3 separate regions of the Homo sapiens genome follow, and regions 1 and 3 are each linked to region 2. The links are chromatin loops, found by intact Hi-C in ENCODE. Cell type or tissue: heart right ventricle. All regions are shown on one strand.

The links. Hi-C counts contacts between places; a loop is a spot of excess contacts. Peaks named below come from ENCODE experiments on the same cell type or tissue, not always from the same donor. Only the 100,000 strongest peaks of a DNase experiment are listed, where the experiment ranks them.
Region 1: it touches region 2 in a loop (3-fold over the local background); 4 of 110 quality-filtered maps call a loop at or near these places.
Region 3: a loop joins it to region 2, with 2.0 times the contacts of the local background. A loop is called at or near these places in 2 of 110 quality-filtered maps.

The regions. Positions count from the first base shown.
Region 1 is chr9:13,858,810-13,866,809 of GRCh38, reverse strand. The region is part of intron 7 of LOC101929507 (a long non-coding RNA gene); the gene reads left to right. Among named protein-coding and RNA genes, the nearest start is that of LINC00583, 65 kb to the left of the region's middle. In heart right ventricle, no CTCF peak of the experiment used is centred here; a DNase peak (open chromatin) is centred at 3,509; H3K27ac peaks cover 3,694 bases.
Region 2 is chr9:14,318,011-14,326,010 of GRCh38, reverse strand. All of the region lies in intron 1 of NFIB-AS1 (NFIB antisense RNA 1), which reads right to left. It also overlaps a transcript of NFIB not described here. Among named protein-coding and RNA genes, the nearest start is that of NFIB-AS1, 4.9 kb to the right of the region's middle. RefSeq lists a silencer at 3,108-3,767. In heart right ventricle, CTCF peaks have their summits at 3,167 and 3,367 (motif pointing right); DNase peaks (open chromatin) are centred at 3,550 and 4,950; H3K4me3 peaks cover 6,417 bases; H3K27ac peaks cover 8,000 bases.
Region 3 is chr9:13,771,548-13,779,547 of GRCh38, reverse strand. No RefSeq gene overlaps it. Among named protein-coding and RNA genes, the nearest start is that of LINC00583, 150 kb to the left of the region's middle. In heart right ventricle, no CTCF peak of the experiment used is centred here; no DNase peak of the experiment used is centred here.

The DNA.
Region 1 (8,000 bases), 460 kb after region 2:
AAATTCAGAAGCAAGCAACATTCGGCTCTCTGTTATGCAAACTTTAAGATACTAGAAGACTAGACATTTGGCAAGACCATAATTTGAGTACAGAACATGGCATATTAGAAGAGTGAACATATAACTGTCATCCAAACTGGGATGCCTTAAAGGGTGAATGAAACCAGCACTAATCATAATTATGTTGGGACGACAGGTGTATACTGGGACTGTTCTGGGAAAACATGGGTAAATAGTCACCCTATGAATTTTTGGTTTTGGTATCTAATTTTGTATAATAAATCATCCCCAAATCCAGTGCCAAGAAGCAATAACCATTTTACTATACTTACAAGTTTGTGGGTCGATAATTAAGGAATGGTGAAATTGGTCACTCGCCTCTGCTCCGTAATTACTGGATCTTGGCTGGGGTGGTGGGAATGGCTGGAAATGCTGGGACAACTCAACTGGGGCCCTATGTCTGGGGCCTCAGTTCTGTTTGTTGGCTGGGTTCCTTAATTATTCCCCACGTGCCATTTGCTATGGCTAGAATGGTGTAACTGTAGAGATCCAAACATGAAAAGGGCTAAGGAAAATGAGGAAAGCATAGGGATCCTGGAAAAAGGAGGGCCATCTCTAAACACAGCAGGAAATACCCAACACAATGTTTTCCTCAAGTGTACAACACATGTCTTTGGTGATTTTTAAGTGGACTTGACATTGAGTAATTCAATTATGAAATCACGTTTGAAAAACATTTTTTCACCTTTAATCTTTTTGATGATTCATAAGAATGGAGAAAATCTCACTTGCTCAATATCAATGTAGCCCTCAATGACATCTCTCCTTAGCAATAAGAATATATCTCAAGCCCAAAGACTTCAATGGGCAGCACTATTTAGTAACAAAGAATGAATAACACAGTTTTGTTTTCATTGTAATTTTCTTCTATTACCTTCTAATTAGGGCAAATGATGCGTTTTAAAAAAATGTTTGTAGTTGTGATATAAAACTTTCTTTTAAAACATATAGTGGTGATGACTATACAATAGAGTGAATATACTAAAAACCACTGAAGTGTTAAAATAAAGGATGTCATATGTTTTTTTTGTTTTTGTTTTTGTTTTTGTTTCTGTTTTTTGAGATGGAGTCTCGCTCTGTTGCCTAGGCTGGAGTGCAGTGGCGCGATCTCGGCTCACTGCAACCTCCGCCTGCCAGGTTCACGCCATTCTCCCCCTCAGCCTCCTGAGTAACTGGGACTACAGGCACCCGCCACCACGCCTGGCTAATTTTTTGTATTTTTTAGTAGAGACGGGGTTTCACTGTGTTAGCCAGGATGGTCTTGATCTCCTGACCTCGTGATCCGCCTGCCTCGGCCTCCCAAAGTGCTGGGATTACAGGCGTCATATGGTGTTTTGATGGGGAACAGAACTGGAGATATTTGGAAGAGATTGAGCCTAGAGTTGCTTGGTGCCCGCACAAAAAGACTCACAGCTACCAGAGAACAGAGACTGTTAACTCCAAGAGGATGTCTACAGAATGGGGCCTTAAAAATGTAGAGAGGAGGATGGAACAGATAAGATAGCCTGCATTCCAAGGTCAAGGATTAGGGAAAAGAGTAAGAGTCAATTTTGCCCTCTCCTTCTTCAAGTCTGATGCCAGTAACCTGGGCTGCAGTGGTTGAATATATATGTTTCAATGGAGTAGAGAAAGAAATTTTATACTGGCTCATAACTAAAAACTGAAAATGGACAATTGCAACTTTAATAACCAAAAGCCCCTGAGAGATTTTTGAAATCTGCCCAAGACGGGATTCAATACTTTTTTCAGGGGTTAGAGAGATTTGACATAGTACCAGGGGCAATGATTCGAGAAAAATAAAACAATAACATGTTTTTACTCCTCCAAGCTGAGACAATTCAATAAACCACTCAGCTATCATCTAAAAAACAAATAGAACCAAAACTATATCAGTAAAAGTAGGGGTCAATATAAAAAATAGTATATCATACTAAACCTGTAATATAAGATGGTGAAATCATACTAGTGGTTCAATCACGGATAATTAAAATTCGGGAAATACTCAAAATGCAAATGATGGCAAAATTTCCTCCACGATTCCTCAAGGGGTGCCAGTTGAATTATTTTTCCTGACAAAAGCATTCAAGGTTCTATTGAAAGCTAAGGAAATCATCTGGAAGTGAGGAAAATAAGGAGTTAAGCTCTTTAGTCCTTGCTGGTTATTATTACTAACAGAGTAAATTATCAGATTATTGGAGAATTAGTTGCTGTAGCGCTATATTGTGAACTTAGGGAATCGCTGATCTTAATGTGTGCCTAGAAAGGCACCAAATATTGAAGGGTGGGATAGATTCCTGAGAAAAATTGCCCTTAGCAAAAAAAGAAACAAACCACCAAACACCAACCCTGCCTCCTATCCCCCAAATATAACTTTGGTCTCTGATTCTTCTTTTTCAAACTGTTTTGTTTCTCCCACACAATCCCCTTCTTTATTGCCTGTCACGCCCCATAATTCCTTCTTTAATTTTAAAACCCCTGACTTACAGCTGGCTGCTCTTAAGAAATGACCTTTCCCATTTGACAGGTGTAAAAATGTCTTATGACAATGATACATTTGTACACACTCAGAGAGTGGTCTTAGGAGTTAAAAGTAAATGTTCATAATAAGGAATTAAAAGGAGAACTTTCCTTTTAAGAACAAACTGCAGGCATACACGTGTTGTGCAAGTCTTTTTCCAAGAAACATGTTTTAGGAGAAAGAGCCTCAGTGTTCTTCTAGACAAATCTGTATTCAAGTCTTATCTCTACCACATACTAGGACCTTAGTCACATATGTAACCTCTCTAGTCTTCATTATTCTCATCTGTTACCTAGGGATAATCACTCTTTCTTCTTTGGTTGTTATAAAGTTAGAATGAGATGGAACACATAGCCCATGAGGCATGGTTTATGCTCAGAGTATTAGTAGCTGCTCTGTTCCCTCTTACCCTTATAAAAACCATCATAATCAGATAGAAAATCCATGAGAGATTATATCTATTTGTATCTATTTATATGTGTGTATATTCATATCTGTATATCTGTATGCCCAAATGTAAGCAATCAGACAGGCAATGTAAATTGTAAATATGGGAAATAATGAGAAAACAATCTGCCTAAATTCCTGTCAAATTGGAAATAAAAATATAGTCAGCTCCAGGAATTCAGAAATAAAATCAAAGAATCAAGAGCCTAAGAACACAAGAATATATACACAGAATTATTTTCCAGATGAGTCTAACTCATTATCTCCTTGTTGTATATGTTTTTAATACTATGTTCCCTTTAAGAGTGTTGAAGTGTATTAGCAACTTTAGAGAATTGCACCTCACTGAAATTTTGTCAAAAGATCTTAGTCTTTTCCTTTTTAAGTCTGTCCTACAAATCTCCTCTCTTTCTTCCTCTTACTTCCTCCCAAATCCACAGTGACTCCAACAGCTGCAATCCCTCCCTCCCACTCCACCACTCAGTGTGGAACTGTGTTGCCATTGGAGACATCCCCTGCTCCCAGAAGCTAGCTCTGTCCAAGAACTTAGGTGGCGGACTTAAAGTAGCAGAAAGTAGTCAATAATTAGAAAAACAGATTTCAGCCAAACTGAGTAGCTAGAGCTTGGAATCTCATAGCTGAGATATTGGTTTTGCTAATTAATTAGCATAAAAATAATGGTCTATGGGGGAACATAGCTTTCTAAACTTTTGGCTGGGACTATTATAAATGAACAATGTGCACAGGAAAATGTTAATAGTTGCAGAGAAAGGCATTTTAACAGAGTTTTACAGTATGTGGCTTGGGGTCCTCAGGGCAAACATATGCATTACACATCTAACCCCACACTGAGAAAATAATCCCTAATGTTGGTTCCTCTGCTAGTCCTATTAAAAATTCTCCAAAATGTAAAGCCTGCCAATTTCAGGCTAAGAATAAATGGCTCATGGTTCCTTTTGAAACAACATCCAAGATTCATGCACTCAGTGCTGCACACAAAATCACTGTGGGAGGAATATCTCTGGTTTCTGGGGTGCCAGAAAAGACCAATGTGCCTGTCCAGCCCCATTTATTTCAGGCAGGCACCCAAAGGCCACTTTCTGTTAGAGATGGCTAGAGTGGGGATTTAATATTAAAGGATATCAGACCCTATGTTTGCATTAATGCAGAGACTTGGAATCCATAATGGGGAAATGCTGAAAATGCTGTGCATTCTGTAAGATGCCGCTTCTCACGGAATTTAACACTTGACATTCAGTAAAAGATGAAGACTCAGTTCATAACATTGGCCATTTTTTTGCAGATGGCTCTAACACAGTGTTAGTAGTGTGATATTTGGGAATGTGGATGGTCTCCCTTAGCCCTAAATACTTAAATTATTTAAATAGTTAAATTATTTTCATGTGAAAAGATGTGAGGTGAAGGTATAAGTAATAAAAAGCATGGAAAAACTTAGAATTGGTTCAAATAGAATTTTTCTTCCTTGATTAAAAAAACCACTTTGATTTTGAGATTAAAAACTTATTTGGAATCTCAGGTCTCAGCTACGGGATCTCAGATCATTCCTTTTAACCTTTCCTGGGCCTCAACTTTCCCATCTGTAAAATGGAACTACATGGAAGTGAGGATTAAATGGGACAGTGTTACAAATGTTATAAACACTAATTTTTATATACATTTTATAGCTTCTTATGTTATACAATTTGCAAATATAGGCAAATTAATTATTAATATGAAAATTTAGATACGCATATATATATTATTGATTTGATTCCATAAGGATTTATTTAGGTCCTCAATAGCCAGGTCTCACTCAAATTCCCATGTGATTTCTAGTTCCTGCTTGGTAAGAATTCTGCAAATTGTCAGAAACTCACACTTGCCTGGTGCTGGATTACCTGTTAGTAATCACATTAGGGAAGGGGCCACATCTGCACCAGAGATGGTGAACCCAAGTGGACAAACAATCTGGAGCTCACTTCCTAATAATTGTTTACCCCTTTATTCAAGTTATGGCTCAAAGGTTGACTCATCTCTTTGCACTTCATTGTCTTCCAAATTCATTAATCCCCCATTTATGGGAAACTTCATCTTCAAGGCTCTCTTAGGTGGTCTTTTTAACTCCTACAGGGTCCTGGGGTATTTCTGTAAATGACCCCTAGGTTATATGACCATGTCCTCCTAAGGCCTCTATTCTCAAGGGGGGGAACATTTAGACATATTCCCAAAGTTCTTAGCTTTGGAATTTGACCTACAAAGAGAACTGCATGTTTTGTTTTTGACTGCCCCCAGGCCTATATGTTACTGTGTGCTGTGATTTGAGTATGTGCTCAGAGAGAACTGGCCCATAGTTCTGAGAATAAACAATTATGCACATATAGACACTTTAAGCAATTTCCTTAGAATGCTTTTCAAGAGGCCGTGGCTTTGCAAACACTATCTGGTATTTTCATTGACTCTGAATTGGTCGTTGAAAGTGTCATTTCATTTTGACCCTATTTTAACTCAAATTCCCTACAAAATGACAGTGTCCTTTTTTATTTCTAAGCCCAGCCTATTTTCCACCTTTGCCCCCTTTTATGTGTGGCAAAGGAAAGTGTAATTCAGTTGTGTATCATAGGATGACAACTTTGACTTCATGTCCCTGGAATTTTGCCTGGTGAGTGGGTGAGGGGCTGACAATAGGTTACATGCATACTCGACTCTGTTTGCAATGAGAAGGAGGCAGGACAGATCTATTTGCCATAAAAGCACTTAGTTTTTCCAGCAAATTTCCTGGTAGAGTATTGTTCTAAGGAACTAAGGATCTGATTCTCAACAATTAAATCTGCTGTCACATTTTATTTATAACGGAGTTTCGAGATCAGACTAATAACTATAATGTCTTAATTTCCCCAGCAGTTGCAAGGCTGGGGAGAGAATAAAATTGGTTGTTGTACAGTTTTATTAGCGTTAGTCTCTCATAAGAAACATTGATTTCAAGCATGTTTTTCTTAACGGCTGTAACTCCAGGTGACTGTGATAAAGAGGCGGACATTTTTGGGGAGTGTCATATTAGAACCGAATGAACAAAGCTGGAGATCTGTGTGTGTGGGTTGAGGGGATATAACAAACAGAAAACGGGGTCCATGTACATTGAAGCTCCTTCACCTAATCTATCCCACATATTATTCTGGACTTTTTAGAAAGATGCAGCACAAGGAATAGTAATCTATTTATTGTTGCAGTATGTGGAAAGACAAGGAGACATGATACCATGCGTTATGGTAGAATGAAGGCAGGGCGATCGCTGTGGTTGGAATACAGAATATATATTCATTCGTGTGCAAAGGAACGTTATGGATAAAAGGGAAAAGAGTGGCACTGGATGACGCTGGACAAAGAAAAATAAAATGTAGTCATACTAGATGAAGACCTTTACTTCTGGCCTATGGCAAATAGAATGTAAGGCAAAGGAGACGTGCAGTTTCATGGGTACATTCAATAACAAAGTGATGCAATAGACCTTTGACATCCCTGCAATCCTTCCCTTCTGTTCCAAATTGCGAACAAGCTAGTCTGGAGGGAATATTGCTGTGAGAAACAGATAAAAAGGTTTAGTCACTATCACATGAGAAGGGTTAAGAACACAACAAAATATCCATGTAGCAATTTGCCAACTTGGCCTTGTAGTCATCTGGGACACAAACAAAACAAAACGGATTTCGGGATCTTCCCCTATGAGATTTCTGATTTGATACATCTGAGATAAGGCCCAATGATGTCCTTGAGCTTTTTAGGTGACTATATTAGTGAACAATGATTGGGAACCATTTGTAATTAAGGTAAAATTTCTTAAAATCAGATTCAAGACATCTGGTTTCAAAATTTCGAAATAAGGAACTTTCTAACTCCATCTCTTAAAAATCTCCAAACATAAGAAAAAATTTTAAAAAGAAATACATAGTTTATCTTTGAGAAAACTAGGAGATATCTGAACTCTGGAACACGGTATTTTTAAAAAGGATAATCTGAGAATGAGTTGGAACTTTTAGGAATTAAAAATATAATAGCTTAAAATTTTAAAAATCACTAAACTTTGGATAATAATGTTATTCAGAAATAAAACAAATAGACGGACAAAAAGAGACTGAGAATAAGGAAATTAGAGGATAGATCTAGTAGAAATTATGAAAAAATAAGCAGAGAAGTAAGAGAAAAATGAGCAAAGAAACAAAACAAGAGAACCAAAGGACAAATATCTTCAAATGAATGGGGCCCACTGAGTACTGACACCAAGACATTCACAATAAAAACAAGCTTAAAAAATCTTCCAAGAATAGAAAATCGAAAAAAAGGATTCAAACATAAAATGGATCAGGTTTTCAGGATACTGTGAGAATGGCAGTTGGCTTCCCAACAACTTTGTTGAAAAGTAGATAACAATGGTGCCTTTGAAATTTTGAAGGAAGTGATCTTCAATCCATAATCTTCTACTCATAACAATTACAAGTCTAATGTAATGACAAAAGGCATTCTCAGATATGTGAGGTCTCAAAAATTTTCATTCCAATGCACTTTTTTTCAGCAAGTTGCTGGAAGATGTTTTCTAGTAAGATAAGAGTAAATCGAGAAAGACAAATATACCAGAACCAGGATCTAATACAGATGTGAAGGAAAGAAAATTTGCAAAGAGAAATTCCCAGGTAACAAAAGTGAAACTCAAAAGAGCAATGTATTAAATATAGACTGGAGCAGTCGAGTGGAAAATTCAAATAGGATTATATCCATTAAAAGAGAAATGATAAATTATCTAATGAGCTTAATCGTGTTCAAAAGCGATTAAGGGGCATATTTCAAAAAGTTTGGTAGATGAAAAGAGGTTTAATTAGAGATGTGAATAAACAAATAGAATTTAAAAAAAATGATGGAACTCTTAACACCAGGAAAAAAAGGTGTGTGATAAAGGGTGTGTAACCATAGTATGTATCACTTG
Region 2 (8,000 bases):
TAATTAGGAAATATTTAAAACTATTGCCTGAGGCAATAAAAAATATGAATCTTTCCAAATTTATATTAAAAATACAATATGCATTTTAAATTCTAAAAATAGTTATCCAATTGTTTTAAAAGAATGTGTTTATATGTTCATATTCAAAAATACATTATGTATTTTTTAAATTCTAAAAATATTATTTTTCAATATCCAATTGTTTTAAAAGATGGTATATGTTTTATTTAGTATTGCATCCTAAATATGCCACTATCTTTATTACATACTTTAAATTTGCACAAATTCTGGTATAATAATGGACTAAATATAAAAATCTAATAAACCAGTGTGTACCCTTTAATAATATAAAAATCATAGAAATTAAAACACACTTTCTCTATTTTTGAGAAATAGAAAAGTAAGACAAAATAAACACCTTTGGGGTAATGACTCAAAATTACTGGTTTAGATGGGGTAGAGGAATTACTTCAATTATGATATAAAGCATTGTAATAATGCAAGCCTTTTAGAAATAATTATATAGTGATTATTCTCAAAGATAAATATACACAGATGTTGCTAGTACATTTTTAAAATTCTTAATTTGAAGACAACATACAGAAACTGCATTACCAGTTAATTGGCTTTAGGAAGAAGCAGAAAAATCTTAACTGCAAGTGTATTTGTGAAGCTTCTGGTAAGTTCTATGGAATGAATTGTGCCTGCAACTTAAGGCAGAAAAAAATGTCATTTAAAAACACTGGAATCACTCAGTTAGATGTGCCAGAGGCCCAAAATGCTTAACTAGTGTTGGACAGTGCTATTTTTAAAAAATGAATAATTATTTATAATTTATAACAAAAGATTAATATAAAAAGATACTGGACCTTAATTATATTCTTAGAAAGGCTTTCAACCAAGATAATTTTCATTTAAAAAGGAGCATCTATTTCAAAACACTTCTCAGTTTTTTGCATATTTATTTACATTGCAAAATATAAAAACCAGAAAAGCAGGCGACGTTGTAGATTAAAAGACCATAACTATTTACCAATTAAAAAATTTAGAAGCAACAACACGTTGAGGTAACTAAAAATTAGCAAGACCAATTTCTCTAAGACATGCTTGAAAATCAGTCTCCCTATTTTATAAACCTTAGGTATCATCTAATGATAATATGTGTACATATTTGACCAACAGAAGAATGCTGGATATAGGAATAAGTATCATTATAAGCTTCACATGTCAAAAGAAACAGACATCCAAATAAAAAAAGATAATATATGAAAGCCTGAACATGACACACAATGGTACATTTTATGACTAAATAAAATGCTTAGATAGAAATTCTTTGACAGGTGATACAAACTCTGGATTCCTCCAAGTCATCATGAGAATGGAGGAAATACTTTTCTCTTTCTTTCCCTATTCCTTTTCCTATTTTGTGTCTCAAAATATTTCCTAAACAAATCTAGATTCTCTCTATAATGTCCTTTCTCCTTTGCATGTAATGACATTGGGAGGGATTGGTAATTCTGCTGCGGACTTCAAATAATAACAGAGAAGACTTTCTGTTGCACACTTACATAAAAGTTTTAGTATTTGATAACACTGCCCATGCAAGTGTTACTTACATGTTACTTATTTCTATATCCATCATTCTTCTGTTGGTCAAGTGTTATCCTCTCACTCTAAATAAATTTTTTATTTAGCTGCATAGAATCTTTATATTTTATATTTGTTTCCTTAGTACTAAATGTGATTTACTTGACCATGAAACTACTATTTGGAAATCCTAGAATGAAAACAGATCTGTTTGTTACCCACTTGAACTGAGTGGGGAGACTGAGTTATAGCTATACTCGCTAAGTGGTTACAATAACTTGGAGCAAGATAAACATTAAAAATTAATTTTCCTTGGGAAGTTATAGCTGAGTGTGGAGATAGCTACATGTGTGTATCCCCTCCCTCCCAGTCATTCATTCCCCTTCTCCAAGCTGTATATGCTAATTTTTTTGGAGGAGAAATTGGGAACTGTTAAACTTGCAGTTAGACAAATTATTTTAAAGTTGGGCATTTTCTAAAGTCTAATTGGGCCAATCCCACTTTTAGTTTTGCACTTATTATCACTGAAAATAGCTATGTATATTATTCACACACAGCCAAACGTATGTATGATGTGTATACAAGGGGAAAAAACTTTTTTTTGGTAATAAGGCCATGCCTTTTTTTAAAAAAAAATACTGCGTGTTGTAGGAGGTATGAACCCGAACAATGTCGTTTAAGTTCTCTAGGACTTTGAGGGTAAACATAATTGAGATTAAAATACTGACGTGCTCACATTTAGTAGAGAGATAAGAATAATTCATCGGGAGCTATTCTAGTCTCACTGGTAATCACATAATTCAACAGGGTTTTTAGAGAATACCTGAAGCTATCGTCGTCTGTTGTGCAATTACATAATTAGTCAGGATCTCTGTAATAAAATCTTTTCTAAATGTATGTGGGTTACTACTAAGTAAATGTTAGGGCTAGTGTTATATTTTTACTTTTAATACTTGTATAACAATTTAAACTGTTAAACATTATTTCCCGACATAACTACAGATACTTAACATGAAAAGAATTGCATTACTCAAAAACTAAGAAAAAAAAAATCCCCCTACATATATTTGTTTCCAAAATGCTGATCAAAACTGCTTGCTTTATGAACATTAACTCACTATCCAATCTCCTCTAGAGTGTTTACTTCTGGGAACTCCGGGGTTGTATTATCTCTTTGGTGTTGGTTGTTTCACCCACTTCTAAATTACTGATCTATTTTTTTGATATTCGCGTGACTACCTATCAATATAAGTCAAAGTGCGCTCTTTCTGGTCCTTTTGCTTTAATGATAACGCTGCGCAGCCAGGAACATTTCGGGAGTCCTCCTACACGGAAACAAACGTGGCCTGGCGAAGTTGAAGCCAGCAACGTGGCGGGAAGTGAGGAAGTAACAGCAATTCCTTATTCTTTATCATTATTGTTGTTTTAGAGTCTTTCCGCGGCGTTTTCGGCCGGGTTCCTGCTCCAGAAGGCCGGCGAGGGGCCCCTTGCCCGCGGCGCGCCGCAGACACACGGTCGGGAAGCACAAAGGCGCGCGGAGCCTGGGCAGCAGCCCCCGAGACGGTCACGCCCTCGCCGCTCTCCGGCCCCATGCGGCCGCACAAAGACCAGAGCCCCACCGCTACCCACGCACCCACCCACGCTCGAGAGGGGCGCCGCGCGGCGCAGGCCGCCACACCCACTCGGGCCCGCTCCCGCCTCCCGGGTCCCGGGCGCCCTGATGAATATGCATCGCGGCGCGCCCGCCCCCGGCTCCTCCTTTCGGTTTCCTTCCCGCCGCCAGGCGGAAGCGAAGAGCCGCGCTTCCCGCGCGCCCAGGCCGGCCGTGGTAGGGTGGGGCGGGGCGGGCCGCGAGCCGGAGAAAGAGAAAGCCAGGGAGGCGACTGCAGGAGGAGCGCGGGCCGGGCGCGGAAGGGTGCGCTGCTGGGTGGCGGTTCCGGGGCAGCCCCGCCGCGGGCCAGGCCAATCCGAGGGCGGGGAAGGGGCGATCGCGCGACCCCGGGGCCGTGCCGGCTGCATCTGACCGGCGCAGCCCCACTCCTGGAGCAGCCCCGCTAAAACAACAATAAAACCCACCACACACACACATACATGCACACACGCACACGCGGGCGCACACACACACACCATCCTGGACGGCGTTCAAGTCAAGCACGAGAAACAGCCTTCTGCAAGGGAGAGGAAAGAAAGCTGGAAATCCAGACAGACTGAAGGGCTGCCTGCTTTTAGACTTGACTTTGACCGCCTTTTCTTCTCGGGCCAAGAACTGTGGCAGTGCAGAAATTACAATTAAAAAATACATAAGACTACTCCCGGATTGCTTTTTTTTTTTTTTTTTTTTTTTTTTAACTAAACACAAAAAGCGACACCAAAACAACCCCTGAGAAAATCCACAAATCTGTACCTGAGACACGTCAAGTCAGCGGCCCAGGGTTCTGTTACAGACTCAAGATCTCTTTTATTTAATGCAATACAGTGCGATGGTATGTGGCTTTGAACTGATGGGTTTTGTTTGCTTCTTTTATTCGTTCTTTGCACCCCCTCCTATCCCTGGCACAGTTTTTCTTTTCCTGTTTGTGGATTGCAAAGTGGCTGTTTTACCCCTTTCCTAAATGTCATTTTTGTTTTACAGGTTGTGGGCTATAGTGCTGCATTTGCAGAACTAATTTGCAAATATGCATTATTATTTAGCGTTGGCAACTTTAGTACATGTGACACACTCTTATGACGGGAATCAGTGAGTAACATTGTGGTCCAAACGGTGCAGAATCTAGCATTTTGTTCTGCTTTAACTCTCTGCTTTATGCCCCTCTCCCCTCAGTGGTGGAAAAAAATTACTGTTCAAATGATACTTTAGTTCTACCTTGTAGGCCATTCTCTCCTCTTGAAGCATTCTTTTCTCCATTTTAATTCACAGATATTCTCATTTAAAAATACATTTTTAAGTGAAAGAAGTACTATTTAACTCTGATTGGTGTGTTGGAATGTTTAAAGTCAGTATTCATTCTAAAGTTTAGTCCTAACCCCCATCCCCTCATCCCTGAATTTGTGGCATCCTATTGTTAGCCTTTCTTCCGCACCCCCCACCAACTTTTTAAAACCGATTTTGATGGATTTCTTTCCACTCCTGTTAATAGTTTCCCCCCAACCCCGCTATTTTTGCTGCCGATTTTTTTCCTCTTCCTATGTGTGTCTCTATCTCTCGTTCTCCTTGTCTTCTTTTCCCCAATACGTCTGAGACACATTTTAATGCACAATATCCCATCCATTAAGTTGTGGTTGAATGTGAAGTGTGTGAGGACTTGGCAGCTTTCAGATTGAAGGGGGCGGGGAAGCCAGTTTCGACTTTGACACAAGATGCTGAAGTGGCGTGATCAGAATTATTATTAGGGCTGTGAACATGGCCATCTTCTGCTCGGGTTGGAAGAACTGCCACTGAACTTGAGACAGGACAGACAAGATCTCTAAGTATTTTTCCCCCACCCCCCAAGTACAGTAGCTGGCAGGGAAAAGGCGCCAAAATACACAAGATTAACTCTGACTTTCTTTGAACGGATCTTATAGCACCATCCTTGTAACTTTAACTTCCAATAGGCGGGAAAAAGTTAACTTTTGATCCCACACTTGAACAGACATTTAAATCAGCCCTAAAATGGAATAAGTCCAGAAAGTAACACACGCATGCTTATGTGGTTAGAAAAGAATGCACGTGTAAATAAGCAGGGTGTATGTGTGTATATGACTGAGGAGTTCAAGATTTAATCAAAATCAGAATTAGTGTGACTTTCCAGTGTATTTACAATATGAAGAAAAGCATTGTGAGGCAAAGAAACTGACCTTTAAGCATCCTAAGTAAAAACTGCAAAGAGTTTGTGAAACACAAAACGTTGTGGTTTCCAGTTTTACATTTGAGGTTTGATGTTTTCATTTAATGGTATGAGAGATGGAGAAAGCTCTAGCGCTGAAAAGTCCCTATTAAATCATATGTGGGCAAAGGTCAAGCACTCCAACTCACTGACGCAATATACTACAGATTCCTGCCTAAGTGATGAGGAACACAGGAAAAAGTACTTTGGCAATAAAATTATTAGAACAGTAATTATCATCGGTGGTTGGGACTGCATTCTTGTGCACTGGGAAAACGTTTTTACTGGCCCTGATGAATTTTAAAGCCAAGTATTGTTGAAAGCTATTTTAATAGGAAATTGATTAGCTGAGTGTTCCATACAAGAAATGGTGACGGTTTCATTGTTTGAGGTCCAAAATAAATTTTTATTCTTTAGCAGACATAGGCATCCCTTTAATTTTAATATGGTCAGACTGAACAGCAGCATAATTTTGAGTGAATGTGATGTCATGAACATCTGTAACTTTGTTTTTGGAGTTTTTGACATTACACAATTTGATAATATTACTGCTTTGAAATTTATTGGCTTGTGTAGTTAAAATTTCAGATACACTCAGAGATAAAGTTTACTGAACATATATTTTGTTTAGGCCCAATTGTTTGTGTTTTTTCTTTGTAATTACAAAATTGTTTCTTAAATTTTAATTTGAAAATTAAAATGCACAATTCTGTTGTTATGCATTGCTTTGACTTTGAAATTTTGTTGTTATGCATTGTTATGCAGTTTTCAAAGAAGAAATGAGAGAAAGGGGTGCAGAAAGTTTGAGTTGCTCTGCCATGCACTTTTTATACTTAATACAGAATGTAAAGACTACTTAGCCATTTTGGACAGAGCTTTCTATACCTGTCTTAAAAACCCATCTGTTTTCCTATGTTACAAGGCATGTGTATATGGGTAATAGAAGCCAGTTTACCTGTAGAAATAAAATGGTCATATAGTTTTACTTTATAGGTCAGCTATTTTGAAAAAGAGCAATAACTGCAACTCTCTCAATATCAGCAGACAAGAGACACTGTGTGAGAGAGTATATGGAACCTTTGTAACATTGTGGATAAGTGAGGCAACTATTACCTCTATTTTCAAAGTTTAAAATACATCATGCAAAAGTTACAGGGCAACTGCTGACTTTGTAATCTGTGAAGCAAGTGTCTTACAGTGTTGGGAATCTCTGTTGATGCACTGGCCTCATCTCTGTTGAGAAGTGAAAACCGGATAACCTTAGTGGAGGAATCTGGCTCAGTTGGTGTTGAGATCAGAACTGTATTATAACTTGTAAATATGCTAGAAATGTAGACACACTTAGTGGGATGCTTTTTTTTTTTTTTTAAACAGTGGAGTAGAGGCATTTCGGCAGTGACATTATTAACAGCGTCATTTTTCTCATTTACTTTTGTCCTCAGGGGACACCAAATAGCTCCCAGAGGAGGAGAAAAAGGTCCAAGGTTATTTATTCATTTCAGTGCAAAGGGCTAGCAATGGGGGTGGGGAAACTAACCAGTTGTGAATTCTCTGGTGGGGAAAAAATTACTACCCTAATTTGACAGTAGTACGTTAAGGGCTGGGTATGATTTTGTTTTTTGTTTAAGAGTAGTAGACAGTAGTAGTAGTACTCAGTAGTAGTTTAAGAGCTGGGTAATTTGATTACCTGAGCTGGTAAAATTGATTTTGCAATTCTCATCAAGTACAGGCACTTTCAATACTTCTTGATTGTTTATATATGCATTTATGAGTGGATTTTTGGTGTTCCTCCTTGTGGATATAAATTTGTGTTTTCCAGACTACACATGTATGATTTTTGTGGTTCATTTGGAAAAAGGAAAGATCCCAGGGCATGGTGCAGTAGATACTTGCAGTTTTGCAGGCCTGCTTTCTGGGGTCAGGAGGTCATCTGTCTCTTTTGCATTTAGTTTTTAAATATTGATATTGGTGATGCAGCCAGGGTGTGTAGAATAGTTGAACCTTCTTGCAAACCACATGCAAGAGCCAAAAAAAAAAAAAAAAAAAAAAAAAGGCATCGAGTGTATTGGAAATGACAGCTTTGTTAAGTTCCAAGAAATCTTTCATGAAACTGCCCAGGATTTGCAACCTGTCGCTGCAATTTCTTTAGGAAGGAAAAGGTTAAAAGAAAAACAATATTAGATACTTGAGATGTCAAGCTCCTCTCTGGAGATCCGTAGTGAAAGGCTCAAATGTGGTAGCGTTGCTTATTTCAAATATACAACTGGGTTTTGAAAAATCCAGTGAGCTGAAGCACTGGCATTCTATTTAGAAATCAATAAACTTTCTGTTAGTTAGAAAGGAAACTTTTTTTTTTCCCTTATAAGGCAGCAAGGAGATCTAGGGAGGAGATCTTTAAGAATACTGAAATAACAGAGTTTCCTGTTGCTGAGAGAATCATTCACTTCTTTCTGCCTCCTCAGCCAGGTTTTGGGGTGAATGAAAGTGGCCTGTCACACCAGTGCTTTTAACCCTCTCAGTGTGGGAGGGAGAGATGAAGAGTTTAGG
Region 3 (8,000 bases), 550 kb after region 2:
AGAGCAACCAGTGTGGCCTTCAGTGACCCTGTGAAAAACTGCCTAGCAAAATGGGCCACTCTGCACCCCGTGTCACTTGCCTTCCCTGGCTATGCTTCCTTACCGGTTTATTATTTTGATAGCCGTTGATATGTGTGTGTTGAGAAGTGTCATGATGTTTAGAAGGGTCTTAAGAGGTCATGAACAAGTGTGTTGAACAGATGATTGTCACAGCCTGAGCTCAGAGAAATGACAGCTTCGCACATTGTCAATGCTTTGTTTTCTCTGTTGCTTTGGGCCTTTTCCTGTTCTGGACTCCCCTGGGTTACACAGTAAATTAAATCTACTGTTAAAAATAAAGACCATTTTATAGTAAGCTAATTTGCGTATATGTGGCCATCCCACTGTAAAATACATCTTTAGAGACAAAAGTATCAAGAGCTTTAAAATTATTTTTAAAACTAGAAGCTCTTAGGCCCATTTGGGTTTCGGATGGGACTGAACTTTCCCAGCCTCTGAGGATGGCATGATTTCCCGTGTTTCCTTGGGAGTCTCATCTGAAATAGAATTGGAGGGAAAGGCAAAATGATTGACAAGGGCAGGTGATGTGAGCTCAGGCATCCTGCTGAGGGGGCTCACTTAGGATTCCAAATCAAAGTCAGCCACAGCCCCATGCTGGTTTGTGCTGCCCTGATGTAGACACTGAGTCAATTCCGTGCTAAGTACTTACGATGTACAGATTAGCAAATACAAAGGTTGAGGGTCTCAGTGCATCCTCTGTCTTTCAGAAACAAGCAGGCGGAGTTTCATTAGTGAGGAAATTAACTGGGGCTGACATGAAGCTCTAAAAAGCATTTTCTAAGCTTTGTGTGTTTTTCCATGTGGTTGTTACCGGGGTTTCTTGAATTGTATTGTATGATTTCATTCAGAAAACATTTATTATCTCTTTACTCTCCTTCAAAGCCTTGCTTAAAGTGCTACAGACCCAGAAAAGAAACTGATACTCACTAGGTACTGATTTTGTTTTTCCACATAGATTATAATAAATTCAATCCTCACTCTAATTTTTTACATTAAATATCACTATATTAATTTCACATAACTGAGGTCTGTTATATGTGAATGCACCGCAGCTAACACAGCAAATGATAGACCCATAATTTGAATTAAAGTTTCATATACAGATGAATAAGACACAACCCCTGCCTAGGAAAGCCCCAAGTTACTAGGGGAGTAACGTATTAATAGAAGATCTCAATCCAAGATAGATAGACCAAGATTAATGTTGTAATGAGTGTGTAGCTTGGAGCTTTGCACATAGTAAGCATTCTATAGATGTTTATGATGTTAATGAATAAAGAATATGCATGAACAATGTGGATGATAAATATAAAAACACCCTTAAGTATGAACTCTGAAATAGTGTTTGTATGACAATAAGTTTATATTCAACCTAGGAATAAAACAGTCTATGAAAGGAATCACATGGGGCTTGGATAAATCATTCTACTATTTTCAGAATAATTTTTCAGCAACGATTTAGAGAGACTGGCTCCCAGTGTTTTTGCTTGCCACACAGACCTCCAAAAAATGAGGTCATCATAGGTTACATTTCTGTAATTCATTTCTTTGGTTACCTAGCCCAGACACAAAAAACCTCTCACCTCAAATACCTGTCTTGATGTATTTGGGGTCCTAGCTGAGCCAAAGCTAAGTTTAATTTTTTCTGGTGAGTGGAATTGAGTGGCACTTTCCCCCTTTCTCTGTCTTACTTGCCCAAGCATCTACTTGCATTATATTAGAAGTCAAACATGGGAGTAAAAAGAAAATAAAATATATGAACCCCACCTCTTCATCAAGGATGAGCCTGGAAAGATGCAAACCATTTATTTCAGGAAGAAATCAGCTGGTCTTTGAGAGAATAAAGGCTCACTCAGAAGCCCAGCCAGAGGGCTGGAGGAGAATGAGGAGACATCTTTACAGTTGGAGCTTGGGCCTGGAACCCAGTCTGATTCAGTCAGGAGGTGATGTGCCTGCTGATGTAGAGCTGTCAACGTTCCCTTTCTCTGTGTGTGACCTAAGAGAGCTCACTCAAATTGTGAAACACCTAACAGAAGCACCCAGGTACAGGCCCCTGAACAGTTACACCAAAGTATGGGAGCTCTTTCTCATTTTCTGGCCAACTACTGTTTGTTGGGGGCCCACAAGTATGAGGGACATTGATGCCTGGAGACGTTGGTGAATATCTGTCTGTTGGAGTGAGGGTAAGGGCAGCATGGAGGCTTGGCTGGCCCCAAGAGTGGCAGCAGTGAGGACATCTGGATCCACAGGTCCTGGCTCTAGCAGTCTAGAAGACAGCAGAATCTTGAGTCAGCAGCTGAGGAAAGGGTGGCTGAGGAACCTGACACTCAGGCAGCCCCACACAGCATGGGGACTCCTGAGCATGTGCAAGACACTCCTGGGGACATCCACAAAATGCCATGTGGACTTTTCAAGACTTCCTCTGTGAGCTGGGATGTTTTCACTGTTTGAAATAATGTTTAACTTCCTCTCTGCATCAACATGAATAATTCTCAAAAACAAAATGTTGAGTGAAAAAAGCAGATTGCAAAAGGATAAGTACAATATGCCGCCACTTATATATATGTTTTAAAATACATGAAACATTGGAATATATTTTTTGGATGCATATACATATCTATGGTGGCATTTTTTAAAAACAGGGATGGGGAAGAACACAAGTTGCCTTGGGATGGTAGTTACCCCCAAGAAGATCTCCTCTGAGAAAGGGGAAACTGTGAAGGCACACGCTGTGATTCGACTCCATGCATTTCATTTTCCCCCCAAAACATTTCTGAAGCAAATATGGCACAATTTGAATGCTTGTTCTCTCTAGGCAATGAGTTCTTTATTCTTGTTTTTTTAAAATGTTTGTTGCAGTTTTAAATGTTTTGTAAATATTTTTTAAATAGAAAAAATCAGGTTTACATTTTAATGTTAAAACATTTGTATACACAGGTTGATGAGGCCTGAGGCTTTTGGGCTACATTCATAACTTTATTATCTTTAAGAAAAAGGATTGAAATTATCCAAGAGATCTACTTTCCTTGAGAATTAGACACACGGAAAGTTTCAGCTTTATACTTTGTATGGCTTGGAGTTATCCATACACAAAATGTTCTCTTTAATTGTTATAAAGGTAGAAATGTGATTTTTAAAATTATCCTTGCTTAGCTCAAAAGCACCTGAAGACATTATGTTCAACTTATGAAAACTTTATTTTTGGGATAAGACCAAGATAAAAGTGCTCAGAGTCCAAAAATGTTAATACATAGAAAAGTTTTTGAATGAAAAAGTAGCTTATGCAGAAACTCTGCATATAATTTTAAGTCTAGTCTGCTCAACAATGAATGCTATTATTTATTACTCCATTTTAGACTAAGCTATTTGTCTCTACACATGCATGCCATCCCTTTGACACACGTTTTTGGTTTGGATTACTTTTGCTTGAAATCAATAGAAGAGAAAATGGAATCCTGAATACATGATTCCCCAACTTTCAAAAAAATTCAACAGTTTTACATTTTCTATTTTTAGTATTCTCCTTCCCTTCCTTTCCAGCAAACATCTTTGAGTACGGAAAACAAGTAGACTAGCTGTATTTTATTAACAGGGCACAAAATTGTGAGATGGGAAAGAGAATGTGCCTTTCTAAAATTCCAACAAATAGCACTAGAAGTCAAATGGAAAGTGACTGCAATTTTTTGGGGAAAGTTATAGTTTATCTTTGTGTGTGTGTGTGTGTGTGTGCGCGCGCGCGCGTAAGCACCTGTGTGTATTTGGTAGGAGGGGGGACGGTAGAGAGGGGAGTTCTTAGACCAAACATTTGGTCTATACTAACAGGACTATGGAAGCCATTCCAATGGTCTTGAAGAAAGACAACAGTTGTCTTAGATCCTGCCTGTTTTTTCCCTTATTCATTCTTTCCCCACATCCCTCATTCTACACGGAATCAGATTCCTGCTTTCCTTTTCACCTTCTAAAATGATGACACCTCTGGTATCTTCTGTCGTATCTGTATTGCACGCACATATACATAATGCACACCAAGAGGAGCTGCGTTCTATCTGGTGTTGCTAATAATTTCATGAGTATTCTTCTTTTCTCTAACAGGATTGTAACTTCCTTGTGGATATGGGACTTATAAGGTTTTTATTTTGTTTGTTTAGTTCACACAGCAGTACAGTAAATGAGACAGAAAGACAAATCCTAGGCACACTCTGAAACTAATTGTACCTCAATTATATAGACAAAATAGAAGCACAGAGGGTGGAATGTTTTGTCCAGTGATATGCAATGAGGGGGCTGGAGTGAGTTCAGCCCCTAAACCCTGTTGGGAATGGACTCCTACCCTGGTCTCCAGCCTGTCAGATTAGAAATATGAAATTCTGCCCCTCCCCGCCCCAGTATTTGTCTCTCTATAAGTTTGATTGATATGGCAAGAAATCATAAAATTTAGAGTCAAGCGAATGTTATTGCCTTTAATTGGGGGAGTGGCATAACCTTACTGAGTCTCCATTTGCTCATCTGTAAAACAGAAATGATAAAACCTCTATATAAAGTGTTGGTGAGGATAGACTTAATTTGAGTAATTGTATGTTCGTTGCCTACCACACACCAGATGTTCAATAAACTGTAGTTCCGTTCTCCTCTCTACCAGGCCCTTCTATTTGATGGCTGGCATCAGCTTCATATACTATAAGCTTCAGGGCTTAAATCTTTTTCCCAAACCAAAGGAAGTGACAAAACATGTCAACTACAGAATTGTCCTCCCTCATCTTGCACTTCAAATATGTGGTTCTTCATCCACTCTCTCATTTAGATATCACTGCAACTCAATTTGAGCCCCAGATTTTTATGCCATTTGAAACTTATGAGCTGCTGGTGGTCTTCTTTGAGCATCAGCCAGATTAGTACATGTTCTCAAAATTCCTTCCCTTTCCCATTGGTCCAATGCTGAGATATGCGGTGGCTAAGCTAGGCTTCCCTTCCGTGAAGCTGGAGCTTAGATAAGATTTGAATCCAGCTGCCATAACTCTTAGTCAATGACTCCTCCTATGCTGCTTGTCCACACTAGACACCCAGTAAATAGTTGCTGATTGATCTGCTGAGATACAGAAAGATGGACCAGACCAAAGCAAATGACTTTGTAACTGATGAGGAGTGGGCAGAGATGTACCAGAAAGGTGGATGAGGCTGTTGGTGCATGTGGCCAGAAATGAAATAAAGGGCTGAGCTGGGAGATAATGAATAGACTCCGTTCTACTGAAAGTCCAGAAGTGGTAAGTCATATTGCATGTTTAAAATGGTAAGATTCAAGAGTGGTTTCTTTCCAGACAAGAAATGTTCAAACCATTCAGGTTTTAAGTGGATCCATTTACTAAGTTGGCCTGCTTCTAGCATTATATTTATCCATTCTGCTATTATTCATTTGACAAACACTGACTGAGCACCAAATCAGATGGAAGAACCTTCTCCCATTTCCTTGGCCTTATTTCTGTCCTAGGCCCTCGGCCACTTGGTTATGGAGAGTTCTGGCTCTTACTAGTACTGCCACGGCAGCAGCTGCCATGACTATCTCTGGGGAACACCCACTTTCTCAGTCTTCCCTGGCGAGTGCTCAGCTCCGACACTATGTCCATCATACCCTTTGCGGTAGAAGCCACACAAACCTGGAACTCAGGCTCAACTTAACAAAATTCATAAGCCTCCTCTTCCTCTTACCACTTTGCAACTTAAATAAAGCATTCTAGGCTGGGCACGGTGGCTCACACCTATAATCCCAGGACTTGGGGAGGCCACGGTGGGGGGATCATTTGAGGTCAGGAGTTCGAGACCAGCCTGGCCAATGTGGTGAAACCCCATCTCTACTAAAAATACCAAAATTAGCTGGGTGTGGTGGCACATGCCTATAATCCCAGCTACTTGGGAGGCTGGGACAGGAGAATCCCTTGAACCTGGGAGATGGAGGTTGCGGTGACCCAAGATTGTGCCACTGCACTCTAGCCTGGGCAACAGAGGGAGAGACTGCCTTCAAAAATAGTAACAATAATAAAGCATTCTAACACAGGGTCTGCCATCTGGCTTCCCTAGTGGCTTCCCTGAAGTACGGGGATTGAGAGTACCAGGGGCTGGGTAGGTACCTTCCTACTGGAGAACTTTGATCAATGAGAGAAAAGAGGATATAAACTCCTTTCTTTTGTTTTCTCCAATCCACCATTCTAAGGTGCAGGGACTCTGTTTAGCTCATCTGAACATATCCTTTATAGCTGAGCAACAGACTGTGTCTCTTGGGAAGCTACAGCCAGCTTGGTAATTGACAGCCCTGACTATGACCTTATATTTGTGTCTCCTTTTTCCTTATTTCACTTTTTTTCCCCTCTCAGCCTTGTTGCCCAGAGATTGTACCTCCCAACAAATAATTAATTATCACTAAGGTTTGCCTTGGCACATCCCTTTGGCGGCTTTGCCAGCAGACGCAAGCAGGTAATGTGAACCAGACACCGTGCTAGGTGTGGGACATCAAATGGTGAACAAGACAGATTTTTGCCCGACCCTTATGCAGTTTTCGACCTAGTGAGAGAGACAGGCCATATGCTATTAAACAACAATAAACAGAAAAAAAAGCACAATTTGTGATGAGTTCCATAATGAAATAAAATTTACTTCTGGGAGGACATAGTGGTGGAGGGGTTGGAGAAAATCAGTTTAAATATGGAGAATTGAAGAGGTCTCTGTGAGGAGTTTATACTTAAGTTGAGGCATGAGCCAGCCATGATAACAGCAGAGGGAAGAGAACTCTCAGCTGCTAGAGTATACAGCACATAGCAAAGCCCCAAAGCAAGAATGGGGTTTGAGTGTTTGGGGCACTTGTGGAAGATAAGGATGATTGCAGTGTCGTGATCAAAGCAAAGAGTGGCTGACTTGAGGTTGGGGAAGATGCAAGAGTCAGATCCTGCAGACTTTGTAGGCTATTGAATCAGGCTGAATTTTATTTTAAGTGCCACTGGAAGCCACCAAAATACTTTAAGCAGAGATATTACAATAGAATCCGGTGGAATGAGTCTCCTTAATTTATTAGCATAATGCCTTTTACTTATAACCTTAATAATAAAAGAACACAAGGATTATGGCTGTAAATACATGGAAGTAAAGTTTATAACATATTTTATGTGTTAACACAAGCACAAATATATATATGTACATGTACCGTTAGGTACATATACTCTGTATACGTAAGCATGTATATACTACATATATACATGAATTATATGTGCTTATGTATATATAGTATATGTACATATATAGTGTATATATACATGCTTATATATACATATATGTGTATATATACATGCTTGTAACCACCACTCTCTCCTAAGGAATCATAATTTATTATACTACTAATTTTATTTTTTTGTCCAGTTAGTCCAGCAGTGTTTGCTTCTTTGGCCGCTTTGCTCATGTCCATTCATGTTGGTTTATTTCCGTGTATTAATTTCAGAAAGTTTACAGTATTTGTGGCCGCAATTTCTTGAAGTACAGAGCTTCTTCTTTCTCAATTAGAGTTTCTTCATTAACTGTAGTTCTGTTGCTATGGCTGTCATTAGTGTAATCTGCTAATTCAGAAATTCACGGAAGTACGGAAATACATTTTGCTAATGTGCATTGCAAAAGGCCCTCTAAAAAAATGCCTCCTATATAATGTGATTTTCAAAATGCCAGCTGCAGCTGCCAGGGAAGAGCTTTTATAGACCAACCTGGATTTGGGTGAGAGCAATATGTCTTCTAGGCAGAGAAAGCTCTCCTCTACCACTCTATAAAGGCTTTTCTCGATGGTTGCTACCTGTCTTTGACCCTCAGATGTTTCCAAATTGCCTCTCTGGAGGCAGCTTTTTAGCCAGCTCACTTCTATTTAAGCGTGTTGTGTTAAAGAGCTGGCAAGATTTTTTAGAAGAGTTTCA